Regions from separate parts of the Homo sapiens genome. Here region 1 is linked to region 2. A link is a contact called in ENCODE Hi-C or POLR2A ChIA-PET data. All regions are on one chromosome and are shown on one strand. The core of a region is the stretch at or near the end of the contact, and the rest is flanking DNA. Distances in the headings are between cores, read along the strand shown.

Region 1 (3,255 bases), core at 314-2,813, 290 kb after region 2:
AGCAGGTGCCCTGTCCCCCATCCCCTCTTGGCAGCCGGGAGTGGGGAGGATTGTCCTTCTGATGTGAGCTCTGGGCCCGCAGAGGAAAATCAGATCTATCATAATAATGGCCATGATGATGAGAATGATAATGTTGACACTGACTCCTTTAAATGAGTTCCGACTTCCTAGGTCAGGGGCTTTGTATGTGTTATTGGGGACACCAGGTGATGTGCAATGCCTTCCATCTCTCAGATGAGAAAACTGAGGCTCAGGGAGGAATAAGGGACTCGCCCCAGCTTGCACAGCTAAGGAGCGGCAGAGCTGGGATTCTCAGCCAAGACTCCATGACTCCAGAGCCTTCCCCAAATCTGTCTTTTCATCACCCCACGCTGCCTTATTGACCATTTTCAAAGAGTTTGACCCACTTTTTCATGGAAAACTGAGATGGCAGAGCAAGTGGCTGGTGTGGTGGGGGCTGGGGCGGAGCCAGGACTCCAAGCCACCCTCCCAGGTGGGCAACCCCCCATATCCCCTGTCCTCCCAGCGTGGTGGGGAAGCTTGAAGGCATCTGAGCGCTGCTGGAGGCTCCCCCACATGCTCCCAGCATGACTCATTCATTCGGCTTAGCCCCCCGTGGCTTTGCCCTGGTTGGGGGTGGGGCGCCCAGGAGGATCAGTGGTTTCTGGGATAATAGGTACTGGGGCTCCGTGTGACCTGTGACCTCCCTCCGCACTCTGGCTGCGTCCCTGCCCCTGGATGGAAGAATTCGACCACCTAGTACCCGGCCCTGCGCAACACCTCCGCTCCGTCACTGCCTGACCCTGCGCTGGGAACTCATTCCCGGGACCGCCAGGGAATCTGCCCTTCCCAGGAGAACTCCTGGCTGCCTCCGCGTGCTCCTAGGGCCTGCGCGAAATGGGAAGGCGCATCCTCTAGCCTGGGTAAATAAGGGACCCTGCCTCACCCGGGTGGCCATCCCCAGGCCGCCTTCGCTGTGTTTCAGGTCACCGCACCCAGCCTGCGCACCCCTAGCCCCCATCCCGGTGCCGTGCAGAGGCTCTGCACACAGCCTCGGCCTCCCGGAGGCCCTCCCCTCTCTCCTCTCCCCTCTCCCACAGGCACTCCCTAGCTGTGCCACATTTAACCCGGGACCTCCTGTCCGCGCTCAGTCTTGCAGTCTCTGGCCCCGGCAGACACCACCTCTCCAGAGGTCGCTGCCCCATCCCGGTGACCCTCCGCTGGCCTCCTCACCCCTCGACCTTGGCAACTCCTACCGCTGCGCCCCAAGACGCCGGATCTAGCTGGGCATCCCCTCTCTGCATTGCGCACCCCTCCCGCAGCCCCTGTACCCGCGAGCGCCCGCGACCCCCGGCGGGCTCCCGGAGCCTCCCGGCCGGGCGCCCTCCCCCGAACCGCCGAGCAGTGGCGCGTCCCGCCGCCTACTGGCCGGGCTGCCGCCTGTGCCCCGGCTCCCGGGCGGCCCCTCCCCCGGCCGCGGCCCCGCCCTCCGCTCCTCTCCTCCTCCTCCTCCTCCTACTCCTCCTCCTCCTCCTCCTCCCCCCGGCGCTCGCTCGCTCGCTCACTCTCTCGCTGGCTCGAGGGGCGGCCGGCAGATGGCGATGGCAGAGGCGGCGGCGGCGGCGGCGGCGCGACCGGGATGGGACGGGCGCTGGGGCGCAGGAGCCGCGGCGGCGGCGGCGGCGGGGGCCGCGCAACTCGGGCCAACTGCGGGGCAGCCGGCCAGGGCGCGGGGCGCTGAGCCTCGGCCGCCCCAGCTCCCCAGCCACGCACGGCCGAGCCCAGGAGAGCGCGCAGAGGCGCAGCCGAGGAAGCGCCGCCAGCGCCGGCGCATGCGTCTGGGGAGGAGCGGCGCGCTGGGAGCGAGCCATGCCCGGCGCCCGGGCGTAGCCGCCGGGGGCTGCTCCGGGAGCCGCGGGCCGGGCCGGGCGCGCGAGAGGAGCAGCCCCGCGCCGCACCCACCGCGCGCCGAGGACCATGCCGCCCCCGGGCCGGGCGCCGCCGCTCGGGCTCCTGCTGGCGCTGACTGCGCTCCAGTGCCCAGGTAACGCGTCCCCGGACCCCATCCCCGACCCCGGCCGAGGCGCACAAAGTTGGGTGAACGGGCGGCTACCTCCTTCTCAAGTCCCTGGCAGCGCGCATCTCCCGGACTTGGACAGACCTGGGGAGACCCTGGGAACCCAGGAGCCCCCGGCGCGTTCCCCTTTGCCTAGCGCCTGGGGAGAGCCCGCCTGCCTTCTCCCCCAAACCCTTAGCTTCCTTGCGGATCCTTTCGGGACGCACGGGGGCCACAGACCGGGGCACTCAGCCTCTCGAGGCGGGTGGGGACGCGACTGCAGGAATCGAGCCCCCTCCCCGCCCTGCCTTGGGCCAAATCCCCCCCAGGTCCCAGTTCCTCCAGGGGTTTTGCTGGGCGGGGGCGTCGACGCAGCCCTTCTCCAGTGTCTTGCTGCCCGCGGTCGCACAGTGGTGCGTTCCCGGGACACCTGCGGGCCCCGGAGATGTCTCGGCCGGCGCTGTCTGGCTTGTCCGCAGCCCCTCCCCACGCCCCGCGGCCCTCCCCTGCTTTCACACTGCCCTCCCCAAGCTACCCACCCTCGCCAAATGGCCTCCTCTTGGCCAAAGAGCAGCCCGCTGCGCGCCTCCTGCAAACGCGGTCTACTCCAGCGCCCTGACCCCAAGGCGGGCGGGAGAGGGTAGCCGCGGCCAAGCAGTCCAGGACGCGCCGGGGAGCCTGGAACGCGGTGCTGTCCAGAGCCATTGCCTGGGCACCGGGGAGCTGGACTCCCTGCTGAACCAGCTCAGCTGTCGCCCAATCCTAGTGAGTGGGAAAAGCAAAATAGTCAGGTATTGTCTGTCTTCGCTGGAGTTTGGAAAGCTTTCTACCCACCTTGGTGTGGCTACATGTTGGTTCTATAGAAAGCGTATCCTAAAATGACAATTCCTCCCCTCCCCCCACCCCATGCAAGCAGTGGAGAAAATCCTAAAGGCTCAGATGAACCCCGGGAACAGTCACGAGCAGCCTTCATGTGCTTTTGAAATCTCAGTTCTCCAAACCTTTTAAAATCAAGACCCATGATTTGGGAACAGGTAGCTTTTGCTTTAGAAAATCTCTCCCCATTTCCTTAACAAACAAATCGCACAGACAGGCAGAATGCAGTAGAAAAATACAACTATAACTTTTCGGCTTTCACTGTCTTGGTAAGGTTGCAGTTAGGAGCAAACCTGGCATGTCAACTTGATGTTCGATGTATT
Region 2 (2,863 bases), core at 280-2,779:
GAGCTGAAAGTCTCTATATTGAGAAGTTTTGCTCATCATAATCCGAAAGGAAGGGGAAGAAAACAGTTTGGCAGTTCACCAACAAGTTAAACATACAGGGAGTCTCTCTGAACCTATTCTGGTTCAGGGTCTGCTTGATTGAAACAAAAAAACGAAAAGAAAAAGAATCAAGTTATACATAGCATCACTATATGACCCAGGAATTCCACTCCTAGGCATACATCCAAGAGAACTGAAGACAGGCACTCAAACAAACACCTGTTTATGCATGTTCATAGCAGCAGTATTCATAACAGCAAAAAGCAAAAATACACATCACATAATACTCATTCACTTTTAACCATTTAAAAAACTATTTGGGAGACAACTCAAATACCCATCAATGGATGACAAAATGTGGCCTGTCCATACCACGGAATATGATTCAGCCATAAAAAGAAATGAAATATTGGCTGGCCATGGTGGCTTATACCTCTAATTTCAGCACTTTGGGAGTCTGAGGCAGGAGGATCACTTGAGGTCAAGAGTTAGAGACCAGCCTGGCCAACATAGAGAGACCCCATCTCAAAAAAAAAATTTTTTTTTAACACTGATACATACTACATCATGGATGAACCTCGAAAACCTGCTGCTAAGTGAGAGAAGTCAGGGCCAGGCACAATGGCTCACGCCTGTAATCCCAGCACTTTGAGAGGCTGAGGTGGGCAGATCACCTGAGGTCAGGAGTTCAAGACCATCCTGGCCAACATGGCAAAACCCCGTCTCTACTAAAAGTACAAACAAATTAACTACGCATAGTGGCAGGCGCCTGTAGTCCCAGCTACTTGGGAGGCTGAGGCAGGAGAATCACTTGAACCCGGGAGGCGGAGGCTGCAGTAAGCTGAGATCACACCACTGCACTCCAGCCTGGGAGACAGAGCAAGACTCTGTCTCAAAAAAAAAAAAAGTGAGAGAAGCCAGATACAAAAGGCCACACAGTGCAAGATTCTATTTATAGGAAATCTCCAGAGTAAGCATATCCATAGACAGAACACAGAGGGGCTCACGCCTGTTATCTCAGCGCTTTGGAAGGCTGAGGCAGGAGGATTGTTTGAGGCCAGAAATTTGAGGCTGCAGTGAGCTATGATTGCACCACTACACTCCAGCCCAGATGGCAGATCAAGACCCTGTCTGAAAAAAAAAAGAAAAAGAGACAGAAAACAGATTGGTGTTCACCAGGGACTGGGGAGAGGGAGAAATAGGAGGTGACTACTAATGGGTACAGGGGTTTCCTTTGGGAATGAAGGAATGTTCTGGAACTAGATGGAGGAGGTGGTTGCATAACATTGTGAATGTCCTAAATGCCACTGAACTGTACACTCAAAATGGTTAAAATGGTGAATTTTTTTTTAATGGCGAGTTCTGTGTTATGAGTATTTTACCACAATTTTTAAAGGACGGAGGAGATGGAGGGGTGCGGAGATGGAGGGGTGCAGGGACGGTGTGGGGAACGGTGGCGCCACCTGCGGGTACCACGCTCCGTGCCCACTTCCTTTAGGTGATGCCAGCACCCGGCTAGGAGCGAGTCACCTCCCCACTCCCCCTTGTGGCTGCCTTATGTTTTTTGTGGTGGCCTTGGAGAGAACCGGGGTGCCAGGACAGCCTGCATACGCTTGAGAGATGCTCTGGCTTTTGGCCATGGACTCTCAATTTAGGTTCGGTAACATTTCACCAGGGCCCTTGCCAGCCCCTAACTCAGCGTGGTGCCCGTGAGCACGCACAGAAACCTCCCCACGCTGGGAGGGGGCAGTGCTCCACCATCTGGGAACATTTTAGAAGCCCCCCAAATGGAAGACTCAACAATTGTTTCCTGTTTCTGCCTGCTTTCTAAACATTTTTCCACGTCTTACCACCATGCACATAGTTTTTAACTATTTTATCCATTTGTGTGTGTGACACTAAGGGCATTCACATTGCTGTGCAGCCGTTGCCACCATTCATCTCCAGAACAGTTTCGTCTTCCCAGACTGAAACTCGGTCCCCATTTTCATCCTGCAAAACTACAACTCCATACCCATTAACCCATTTCCTGTTTAGAAAAAAAAAAGTGCAGTTTGCTGCCAGCACTCATTTAATTTTACATAAACACGCTCTTTGAGGCTGAAGCAAATGTGACTGATTTTCAATGTGAAAATAAAATATAAAAACTGTTCTTGGCTGGGCACAGTGGCTCATGCTTGTAATCACAGCACTTTGGGAGCCCGAGGCTGGTGGATTGCTTGAGGTCAGGAGTTCAAGACCAGCCTGACCAACGTGGTGAAACCCCATCTCTACTCAAAATACAAAAATTAGCCAGTTGTGGTGGCAGGCACCTGTAATCCCAGCTACTCGGAAGGCTAAGGCAGGAGAATCGCTTGAACCCGAGAGGTGGAGGTTGCAGTGAGCTGAGATCGTGCCACTGAATTCCAGCCTGGGTGACAGAGCAAAGAGCTGGGATTACAGGCGTGAGCCACTGTGCCTGGTCTACACTGGTGGACTTTTAGGGTTGTTTTTTAGGGTTGTTTTCTGATTTCGGCTGTGAGCATGGGCACACCATAATTCTTTTTTTTCTTTTTTTTTTTTTTCTTTTTGGAGACAGAGTCTTGCTCTGTCACTCAGACTGGAGTACAGTGGTGCGATCTCAGCTCACTGCAACCTCCGCCTCCCGGGTTCAAGTGATCCTCCTGCCCACCACCATGCATGCCACCATGCCCAGCTAATTTTTGTATTTTTAGTAGAGACGGGGTTTCACCATGTTGGGCAGACTGGTCTCAAACTCCTGACCTCGTGATCCACCCACCTCGGCCTCCCAAAGTGCTGGGATTACAGGTGTGAACCACTGCAC

Evidence for each region. Hi-C counts contacts between places; a loop is a spot of excess contacts on that map. ChIA-PET counts read pairs that join two places held with the same protein, here RNA polymerase II (POLR2A). Pooled maps may share reads with other maps.
Region 1: a map of mammary epithelial cell shows a loop between it and region 2 (3-fold over the local background). The contact joins the promoter of TMEM132B here to the enhancer-like site in region 2. A Hi-C loop is called at or near these places in 3 of 168 maps with a recorded cell type or tissue (CD4-positive, alpha-beta memory T cell, PC-9 and mammary epithelial cell), 1 of 37 single-sample maps with no recorded cell type and 12 of 50 pooled maps. POLR2A ChIA-PET finds 5 or more read pairs at or near these places in 1 of 52 experiments (OCI-LY7).

What each region holds. Positions count from the first base shown.
Region 1 is chr12:125,184,823-125,188,077 of GRCh38, forward strand. TMEM132B (transmembrane protein 132B) reads left to right here and starts at 1,564. Exons shown (of 9, transcript NM_001366854.1): 1 at 1,564-2,044. The coding sequence starts at 1,978. RefSeq lists an enhancer at 765-1,298 and a silencer at 1,347-1,556.
Region 2 is chr12:124,897,087-124,899,949 of GRCh38, forward strand. No RefSeq gene overlaps it. Among named protein-coding and RNA genes, the nearest start is that of UBC, 16 kb to the right of the region's middle. Within about 2 kb of position 1,530, at least 10 of the 41 ENCODE cell types and tissues checked have a DNase peak (open chromatin) inside an H3K27ac peak, as active enhancers do; they include OCI-LY7, where a contact is called at or near this core.